2 separate regions of the Homo sapiens genome follow, and region 2 is linked to region 1. The links are chromatin contacts, found by Hi-C in ENCODE. All regions are on one chromosome and are shown on one strand. The core of a region is the stretch at or near the end of the contact, and the rest is flanking DNA. Distances in the headings are between cores, read along the strand shown.

Region 1 (5,182 bases), core at 2,170-4,669:
CCATGCCATCCCCAGAAGCAGCAGGCTTAGGTGAGGGGAGGATGTCTAGCTTTGGGGCCTGCTGTGGTGAGTCCATGGAGCTTAGGGTCATCATTAATTTCATGAAATGGATTTTGTCCTGGAGAAAGTGAGTATCTTCCCAGAATACAGCCTTGAAGTATGATATAGTCCATGCAATTGAAGTCTAATTTAGACTTTTAAAAAAGATTTTAAATTAAGCATTTTAAAAAGCAGGGTGGAATACATGCATCTTTAGGACTTGTTTACATTCTTAACTTCATAGACTGTCAGTGCTGGAAAGATCCTTAGAATCCAAACCCTTTATTTGGCAGGCGGGGAAAATAGAGCCCCAGAGAACAGAAAGGAAATGACTCACTTGAGCTTTTGCAGGTGTAGCAAAGTTATTTTCATAAACTCTGTTTTCCCTTGTAGTTAATGTTTAAAGCTTTCTTTTTAAATAGGCATGCTCCTCCTGTATTCACTTAAAGCCTCCATCACAGATGTCACTAACCAACATATGATGTCTTGCTCTTCATGTTACAGATCCTTTGGTTTTGGGTAGACTTGATTTCAGACTCTGAATTCCTGGAGTCATACCCTCAAAAAAAAAAAAAAGACCCTGTCAATTCACAGACATACTCATTTATTCAGTTAATTTATTCAACAACTATTTAGCAAGGACCAGCAGTATGTTAAAGATGGCTTGTACTGGCTTCGAATGCTGATTTTTAGTGCCCCTTCTTAACTTTGCATTCAGTGACATCACATTGGTAGCTTGGAATTGGTCATGTTTAGAATATTTATACCATGGAGATTGGCAAATGCAGCAAATCAAGGTCCCCATCCCTGGAGAGCCAGTTGTTAACATTTACCAGCACACCACCTGCGATGGCCTACTGTGTGCCAGACCCACCAGCCAGTCAGCTGTGAACAAAGCAGATTGAGTCCCTGCCCTCTTGGATCTTCCACTTCCAGTGAGACGAGGCAGCCCACAATAACACCAAAACAAGGAAATATATAACATATCTGAGGATTACAAGTGCTAAGGGGAAAAATAAATCATGGAAGAGTGACAGGGAGCCCTGGGGACAGAGCTGCTATTTTATAAAGAGGTAGCCAGGAAAACCTACCAGAGAGGGTTACACTTGAGAGGAGGCCAGAAAGGAGACAGGGAACTTGCACTTTGATCTCTGGACGCAAATGCCGACAGCAGTTGTGCACAGGCCCTGCAGTGGGAGCATGTTACTGATTGAGGCTGGACTACATGAGGGAGAGAGGAAAAAAAGCAAGAAAGGAAGCAAGGGCTTGGTCATGTGGGGCCTGGAAGCTGCTGAATGCATTGGCTTTTACTTTGGATACTCCCGCATCTAGGAGATATGGGAGCCTTTGGAGGTCGAGCAGAGACATGCTGTGATCTCACTTGTGTTTTAATAGGGTCCCTCTGGCTGCTGTGTTGAATAGATTCAAGTGTGGAAGGAGGAAGGCAAGTGTGGAGGCAGGGAGACCAGTTAGGCAACTGCAGTAGTAGAAGAGAGCTGGTGGTGGCTTGCATCAGGGAAATGGCAGTGAAGGTGGTGAGACATGGGCTAGAATATGGGTGTATACATACATACAGACATACATCAGCAGGGCTATGTTCTGAGAAGTGCATTTTCAGAAGCGCATCCACATCTGTGGGCCCCTGGAGGCACTGAAGGACCTGGGAGAGTTTGGGGTGCACCTGTCTCTCTCCTCGAGACTGCTGAAGTGGAAACATCATAGAGTGTACTTACACTGACCTGGATGGTGCAGCCTACTACACACCTAGGCTAAATGGCTTAGCCTGTTGCTCCTAGTATACACACCTGGACAGCATGTTGCCGTATTGAATGCTATAGGCCATTGTAACACAATGGGAAGTATTTGTTTATCTAAACACATCTAAATTTAGGAAAGGTACAGTAACAATATGATACTATAATCTTATGGAACCACTGTGATATATGTGGTCTGATATTGACCGAAACCACATATCTCATTGGGATTCGTGTATGGATTGGATGTGCTGTGTTAGAGAAAGAAAGGAGGCAAGGATAACTGCAAAGATTTTGCTGAACAACTGTAAGAGGGGGGTTGCCGTTCCCTGAAATGAAGACTGTGGGAGAAGCAGGTTTAGGTCATGGTCATTGGGCCATAATTTATACCTCTGGTCTGCATGTTACTTTCTTCTTTTTTTTTTGAGACAGAGTCTCGCTGTGTCGCCCAGGCTGGAGTGCAGTGGCGTGATCTTGGCTCACTGCAAGCTCCGCCTCCCGGGTTCACGCCATTCTCCTGCCTCAGCCTCCCGAGTAGCTGGGACTGCAGTCGCCCGCCACCACGCCTGGCTAATTTTTTTTGCATTTTTAGTAGAGACGGGGTTTCACCATGTCAGCCAGGATGGTCTCAATCTCTTGACCTTGTGATCCGCCCGCCTCGGCCTCTCAAAGTGCTGGGATTACAGGCGTGAGCCACTGCGCCCAGCCCTGCATCTTACTTTCTATCAGGCCAGTGGTGTTTCTTTGTGAACTGGCCTTCCTGTGGCCTTAGTTCAGGGTCCATGTGCTTGCAGTCCACACATGTGAGCAGTGAGCTGTCCTGTTACTTTTGTGCTGTGACATTTCTCCTCTGGCACTGGGGTTTTATTGAAGCTGTTTAAGAGGCTTCCACACCAGGACTATTACTAGAGCCCAAGTTAGTAGGGTTGCTCACAGCTACTGTCTAAGGACAGTAAAAGCAAGTCCCCATCTTGCCTTTATGTCATGCACTTCTTTGTCTTGTGCTTGCAGGTTGCAGTCTGCTGAGCAGACCTCCAGGCCTCTCTGGGCCTCTGTGCTCCTGTCTGTAAATGAAGGGGTAGGATGGGCTGCTCTGTAATGGCTCCCCAATTCTACCCTCTACACATGCCTAGACCAGACTTCTGACTTCTTTTGTAATCTCTGAATTACTTTGATTCAGTTGACCTCTCTAAGGCTCATCTTATGTAAATAATGAGCCTGTAAACCAGGGTCCTGTGACTTTGGAGTCCTTCCTAGACTATAGGCTCCTCTGAGCACCTGTGGGTATATAGTAAATGGATTTAGGACACAGCAACCTGGAATCACTCCCAGCCCTGAGTATGAGCATCTGTCACTGGAGGCCTGTTCCAGGCTGTTCCTGGCTGCAGCATTTTGAGCTGAAGGCAGGCTGACTAGGGCAAGGTTAAATTCCACCATCCCTAACCCCTTTGCCTATTACTTGTTGAATGGTTTCTCAGGTTAGGTTCCTAAGAACAATGGTTCTTAAACTGTGATCTCTGGACTGGCAGCATCTGCATCATCTGGGAACTTTTTAGAAACAGCTTGTCTGACCCACTGAGTCAGAAGTTTGGGGGTGGAGCCCAGGAATCTGGGTTTTAACAAGCTTTTTAGGTGATGTCATGCGTGTCAAGCTTTGGGAAGCAATGCCCTAGGGGCCAAGCCTGAGTCAGATTCCGGTACATGTAATTTGTTGGGGGCATGCTCTCAGGAGGAAGTGGGGTGAGGAAAGTGGAACTGGGCAGGGGAAGGAGCTCAGCAAAGGTGTGAGGGCTAAGGGCTCAGGCTGATCCCCTGGGGAGATGTGGAGCATGAATTGACTCAGAGTTAGTCCCATGTTTAAGGCAAGGGAGTGAGCTTTTTGTGCCCCTCTTAGTCATTGGCTGTGGGCTGCCCATCCTGGAGTGGGGCGGGCAGTGTGCAACCTCCTAGATGAGTTTGGCAAAGGACGATTCTCCAGAAAAGGATGCAGCTGTGAGCCCTTAGCAGCTGACATTGACAGCAGCTGGGAAGTATTTACCTGTCTGAGGCAGCTGGGTGGGACACCTGTGGCCTCCATGTCAGTTCTCATGGCTCCTTCTGCATTCACCCAACCCCTAGGTATTACAGTAAAGATAAACTGCAAAGCCTGTCCCTGGATATCACCTTAGATGCATTGGATGCCCTGGTGAGATGGGCCAAGCAGGGATCTTTTACAGGTTAGGATACAGACTCCAGAAGGTGAGACTGAAACGAAACTGTTTCCAGGCTCAGACAGCCTTTCCCATCATGACATGTGCAGCCCTCTGCAAGAGCATCATATTACCCATTACTGGCTTTGTGGCTGGGTCACGTCCTTTTGTCTTAGTGAGTTCAGAGGTGTCATAGCCCAGGTAGGCACTGGGGATGCCAGTGCATGATATGGTTCCCTGCCTCCAGAAGCCCAGGGTGCACTGGGATGCCCTGTGTAATTGGGTGCTAAATTGTGGCCCTCACAAAGGAGTGGAAGTTCAGGGAGCAGTTAAGGGACGCTATTGAGGGGGCAGGAGGGCCCTGGGCTTGGAGAGGCAGTGTTTAATGCAAAAGACTTCCTGGTAAACCAGTAACATTGGAGAAGGAATGGCTGTACTTTTAATTCACAGATCCAGGGGAAGATTAACCTGCCTTGTTCTGCTGTGGGTCTCTGCAGCCTTGATACAGCCAAGGGCCCAAAGCCTCAGTGTTTCTGCCTTTGCATTGAAACACTCCTCTGACACTGGGGATGCCTGGCAGTTTTTCAGGTTTTGCAGAAGAATGGACAGTAGATGGCAGCAGATCTTCATCAATCCTCCCAACCCCAGCGATTTAGTCTCGTTGCCCTTGTTGCATAATTTAATTCAGGGGACATTCACCAGGCCCTACCAGACCTTTCTTAAGCAGTCCAGGGGGAGAGAGACAAGTGCATCCCAAACTCTCCCAGGTCCTCTAGAGCCTCTGGAGGCCCCCAGATCTGGAGTGAAAGCCACGGGCGCACAGATGCCTCTCTGTGTCCTGAGGGGGAATGAATTGTGCCAGCCGGGACTTGGAGGAGGCTTACAGAGGATGTGGCATTTGCGGTTCATTGACTGTTCCCTGCTTCTGAGCATCCCAGCTCTGAAAACATCTGCACCTCATGGGATGAGTAATGGGGAGAATTTTCATTTTAATTTGTCTTTATGCATTATTTGGACTTCACATCAGACTATTAAGGTTCAAAATCTGACTCTTGAGACACACAATACCTATTTCCTTTCCAGCATGCCGGTCATCCTGTGTGGATAGTGGCCTGCTTGGGCTCTTGCACTGGTTCAGCCTCACCTTCTTAACCTGTTCTGGGGACCTCTCTTCTGTGGTGGATACAGCTGTCCTCCACA
Region 2 (5,546 bases), core at 2,092-4,591, 4.9 Mb after region 1:
ATTAGAGTTCAACTCGATGCCATTTATATTTGAACTCCTAAAATTACAACCATCATCTGCATTTTACAGGCTTCCCCTATCTATGCAGACATTTCCTGTTCTGTCTTCTCTTTCCCCAGAGACCCATTACAACTTGCTTATCGTTGGGTAGAGGTTATATCCAGGGAAGAGGGAACCGAGGAGAAGTGGAGGAAAGGAGGAAGGCATGAGATGTTGGCCCTAACCTAGATTGGTATGTTTACTCTCATCCGACTGGGTTGACTTTAGAATGAAAATGTTTTCCCACTTAATTAATTTAAAATTAGTTATTCAAATATGTTTTTCAAAACTCAGTACAATTATGTATATCACACTTGTGCAAAACATCACCAATTCTCAAACCCCAGATCTACAGATCTGAGGTCAGCAATTCCAGCTAACACTTATATAGTGCTTCCCATGTGCCAGACACTGTGCAAAGCGTTTCATGTGTATTGACTCATTTCATCCTTCAACAGCCCTGCAAGGCAGGTATTAGTCAGCTTGGGCTGCCATAACAAAACACCATGGACTAGGTGGCTTAAACAACGAACATTTATTTTCTTACAGTTCCAGAGACTGGAAGTTCAAGACCAAGGTATAGCAGAGCTGGTGTCTGGTGAGGGCTCTCCTCGTAGGTGGCAGACAGCTGCCTTCTCACTGTGTGCTCACCTGGCCTTTCCTCTGTGTTCCTCAGAGTGAGTGAGCTCTCTGGTGTCTCTTCTTATGAAGATACTAATTTATGGGATCAGGGCTCCATCTTTAACACCTCATTCAACCTTAATTACTTTCTTAGAGCCACCATATCCATATCCAAATACAGCTACATTGGGGGTTAGGGGTTCAACATATGCATTTTGGGGGACACAAACATTCAGTCCACAATGGTAGGTAATATTGTACTCCCTATTTCTCAGGTTAGGAAACTGAGGCCACACTGATTGAGTAATTTGCCCAATGTCACACAAATAATAAGTGTCAATACTGGGACTTGAACGCCAGCATCCATACTTTTAACCACTATGCTGTGCTCTCTCTCATCATGAGTCATGACGATGATCACGTTAGATTGTGTTAGATGATGTTAGATCATGAGTCATGATCTAACATCTAGCAACCCATCAACATCATCAACATCTAACAAATCCAATCCTTTGAACCTATTATAGAATCATCAGAGCTTTACCACGCTTTTTAGAAAAAATTTCCCTACAAGAATACAGTCTCTCACTATTATTATTATATTAGAGATAGATTTCTATATTATCAAATTTAGAGCAAATAACTTATATTTGCTATCAACTAGCTCTTAAAATGATTATATCTTGATTACTCTAGTAAACAAACATCATCTATTTCTCTCTACATTTAAACTATTAAAACTCAACAATAAGAAAACAACTCATTTGAACAGTGGGCAAAAGATCTTGACAAGACATGTCATCAAAGAAGATATGCAGATAGCAAATAAGCATATGAAAAGATGCTTCACATCATATGTCATCAGGAAAATGCCAATTAAAACAACAGTGAGATACCACTACACAAACCTATAGGAATGGCCAAAATCCAGAATATGACAACCCCAGATGCTGCCAAGGGTGAGGAGCAACAGGAATTCTCATTCATTGCTGGTGGGAATGCAAAATGGTACAGCCACTTTGGGAAACATGTTGGCAGTTACTTATGAAACTAAGTTTCTATATCATAACACAAGTAGATATAAATATAACCAGTGGTAGGGTTTTTTTAGAGGCTGTATTATTTTTTAAGAATTTAAAGCTTTAAACCCAAATTTCTACTCAGAAAGATGAGCATTGTAATTTGATGAGATTACCCTTAGAATTCTTGCCAGTCAATGACTGCTTTTACACCAACTTACAGATTGTGCTGTGTTCAAATACATACTGAGGGGAATCTGATGAACTGACTGGCAACAGTCTTCAAATTCTTAAAGGTGAGGGGAAGAGTGCATCAGGTAAGAGCAAAGCTCCCGGAATCGGGATATCCAGGTCTGAATCTTGACTCTGCTGTGTCCTTGAGTGAGCTACTCAACTTGTCTACACCTCAGTTTCTTCATTCGTAAAATGAAGCTATGGTAGCTTCTACCTTATATGACGATTGACTGATAGGCTCCATGTTGAGTGTAAATTAAATAGTGCCTGGATAAGTACTCACTAAAGAATCGTGTTTTTTTTTTATTGTAAATTTCCAAAGAGAATGTTTTATACTTTTTAAAAAGTGTTTTTATTCCCCAATGCCCCTAACAGGAAATGACACCATCATTGTTACATGAGAAAATGATAAATGTTTTGAGAGGTCAATGTTCCACCCCAACTCATTCTCAGTGTTACTATTTTCACCAGGAAACAGTAGAAGTGACACAGGAGGTGGCCAGGGAAGTGCTGGGTAGACAAGGGTGGGGTTCCTGGCGAGGGCTCCACCCTCAGGCTTGTGCCCATGGACCTAAGTAAGAACAGGCACCCGTGTTTTCATGCCCAAATGTTGCATTTTCCAAGACCACTCTGGCCTGCCACACCCCCATCCTGTGCCCATAAAAACCCTGAGACCCTAGCGGGCGTGGACACAAGCAGTTGGACGTTGAGAGGAGCAGAGGAGCAGAAGAGCGCACCGACAGACACCAGCAGACAACAGCAGGCCATTGAGGCAAGACGATGCAGAAAATTCGGTCGGGGCAGTCAGAGGAGAGTCCAGCCGCTGGACAGCCTGACTCCAGGGGAAGACCGCCTTCCCACTCCATCCCCCTTCTGGCTCCCCATCCACCTTGCTGAGAGCAACCTCCACCACACAATAAAACCTTGCACCGATCTTCCAAGCCTACATGTTATCCGATTCTTTCCGGTACGCTAGGGCAAGAACTGAGGATACAGAGGCCCTCTGTCCTTGTCATACGGCAGAGGGTCTAATTGAGCTGGTTAACACAAGTTGCCTGCAGACGGCAAAACTGAAAGAGCACACTGTAACACATGCCCACTGGGGCTTCAGGAGCTGTAAATACTCAACCCTAGGCACTGCTGTGAGGTCGGAGCTCCATGGGTACCTTTTAACCACAAGTTTCAGCATTTCTTTTCAAGGAGAACTTATGTCTGGAAATATGGATGGAAGATGAACCGAGGACTCGTCTTTAACACCGCATGCTACTCTACTAAAGACTGAGAAAAATGTCAGTTGTCCGGAGCTCCCCACGACCTGTCTGCATGCTCCCCCTAGGGGTTTGAGCAGTGGGACACTGAACATGCGAGCCGCACATCTGTCGCATGTCCTGCCAGGGAGATAAGGAAACTTTCTGTTTCAGAAGTTCTACTTTGAGGCAAAACCAGGCCTCACATGGGCAAGAACATTGCTAGACCTCAGGCCTTGCTCTTAAACAGCAGCTGCGTACCCCAGCCCTGCACGGGAAGTGGGGAGGAGCTCTTGCTTCTTCCCACAACAAACAGGTTCTCACCTGTGCAGCTCCTGTGAATTACATGACATCAATGTGTATGTAGGTTCTTTTTTTATTTTTTTTTTATTTTTACTATTTTTATTTTTATTTTTTGAGATGGAGTCTTGCTCTTTCACCCAGGCCGGACTGCAGTGGCGCTATCTCGGCTCACTGCAAGCTCCGCCTCCCGGGTTCATGCCATTCTCCTGCCTCAGCCTCCTGAGTAGCTGGGATTACAGGCGCCTGCCACCACGCCCGGCTAATTTTTTGTATTTTTAGTAGAGATGGGTTTTCACCGTGTTAGTCAAGATGGTCTCGATCTCCTGACCTCGTGATCTGCCCGCCTCGGCCTCCCAAAGTGCTGGGATTACAGGCGTGAGCCACCGCACCCGGCCAATGTGTATGTAGGTTCTATCTTTTAGGGAAAGACACTGTAATGTGGAGCATTTCTCTTCAGAATCTACTTAAAACCAGATATTTCAGTTATTAGAGTGAATTAAAACTATTAAGTAGCACATAAAATATATTTTGACCAGTCAAACCTAATTGTAGACTGTTAGTGTAGACACCCATCAGCACACCTACACTCTCACAGACACAAGAGTATCTGTTTGTCTCTGTTGATATGGTTGGGAAGTTTTGCTTTGTGACCTGGGGAGTAGAACCAAGTGTTGCTGAGAGAGCTAAGAACCAAGAGGAGGAGGTTGGAAGGATGGTATGGATTCTCTTCCTTCCTAGCTCTTTGGATTTGGTTTTAGACCCCAATGGTTAGATGCATAAGAGCCAGAAAGCAGGGAAACTGTCCACAAAAAACCCTTTATGGTTCTCAGTTCCAAGCATCATTGCTTCAGCTCCCAGGTGACAAAGTGTAGCTCAGTGCTGAGATGAGAGGCCATTTTCCCTGCTTGTGCATAAAACCCCCTCTGCTTTGACAACCTGAGGACTGGCTGGGCTGGCAGGCCACTACAAGATGCATGGCACTAGCTTCCTCTTCTTAGGTGAGAGTCACCTGGGGTATGGACAGTGGGTCCGGCACTGGGGGAAGCACAGCAACCGCCCTAACAGACTCCTCCCAGAATCTCACACACTTCCAATGGACCAGCTTTCCCTCACCCCCACCAGGCAGCACAGGGCAGGACTGTGTTTTGAGCTTAATCAGCACTGCTTTCATGATGGGCTGTGACAACACTGAGGATTTCCATGTGGCCCTGCAGAAAGCAGACCTGGAGGAACCAGAGCAGGAGAGAAAGGACCAGGTGGATCCATGCGGTTATGGCAGCTGGTTTATAAACACGAATGACACACCCCATTGGAGACGCCCAGAAATAGCTGGAGGACACTGAGGTCAAGCTAAGAGTATGTTGTTACCTTTGTAATTTGGACATCAAAAGGAAATGTAACCTGATTTTATATGGTCTGGAGAGACCTGGACATGCTGTAATTAAACTATAATTGCAATTAATGGGCTACTTTGTGAGTAACCTAATCTCATGAAAAAAATGGGTGGCTTACAATAAAATAAGGAGATTGGTGACTTATAATAAAATAAGGGGATGACAGCCATAGCTGAAACATCTATAAATTTGGAAAACCAAGACTCAAGCAAAAAACATTTGAATTGAATTATGCAAAAAAGAGGAAAAATACAAGCTCTGGAAGAATGAAGCCTGCGCCATGGGTACCTTTTAACCACAAGGTTCAGCATTTCTTTTCAAGGAGAACTTATGGCTGGAAATATGGATGGAAGCTGAACAAAGGACTTGTCTTGAACATTGCACACTACTATACTAAAGACTGAGAAAAATGTCAGTTGTTCCTATCAAAGGATGAGGGGGTTGATGGACATCAGCACCTTTGGCATCATTGTTGATTCCAGAGTGTCCTTAGTTTTTGAGCCACCTCCAAGCAGCCTTGTCAATCACTGCAAGATGCATGCCACTGGCTTCCCCCTCTCAGGCGAGAGCCACCTGGGGTACAGACAGTGGGTCCAGCACTGTGGGAGGCATGGCGACAGCCCTCACAGACTCCTCCCATAATTTACACACACTTCCAATAGACTGGCGACCCCCACACCCCCACCAGG

What was found. A loop is a pair of places that touch in the nucleus more often than their neighbours do. Pooled maps may share reads with other maps.
Region 2: a pooled map shows a loop between it and region 1 (15-fold over the local background). The contact joins two enhancer-like sites. A Hi-C loop is called at or near these places in 3 of 37 single-sample maps with no recorded cell type and 2 of 50 pooled maps.

What each region holds. Positions count from the first base shown.
Region 1 is chr7:30,796,297-30,801,478 of GRCh38, forward strand. All of the region lies in intron 5 of MINDY4 (MINDY lysine 48 deubiquitinase 4), which reads left to right. All of the region lies in intron 7 of INMT-MINDY4 (INMT-MINDY4 readthrough (NMD candidate)), which reads left to right. Among named protein-coding and RNA genes, the nearest start is that of MINDY4, 27 kb to the left of the region's middle. RefSeq lists enhancers at 3,504-3,623, 4,490-4,619. Within about 2 kb of position 3,420, at least 6 of the 41 ENCODE cell types and tissues checked have a DNase peak (open chromatin) inside an H3K27ac peak, as active enhancers do.
Region 2 is chr7:35,722,135-35,727,680 of GRCh38, forward strand. No RefSeq gene overlaps it. Among named protein-coding and RNA genes, the nearest start is that of LINC03013, 8.5 kb to the left of the region's middle. Within about 2 kb of position 3,342, at least 7 of the 41 ENCODE cell types and tissues checked have a DNase peak (open chromatin) inside an H3K27ac peak, as active enhancers do.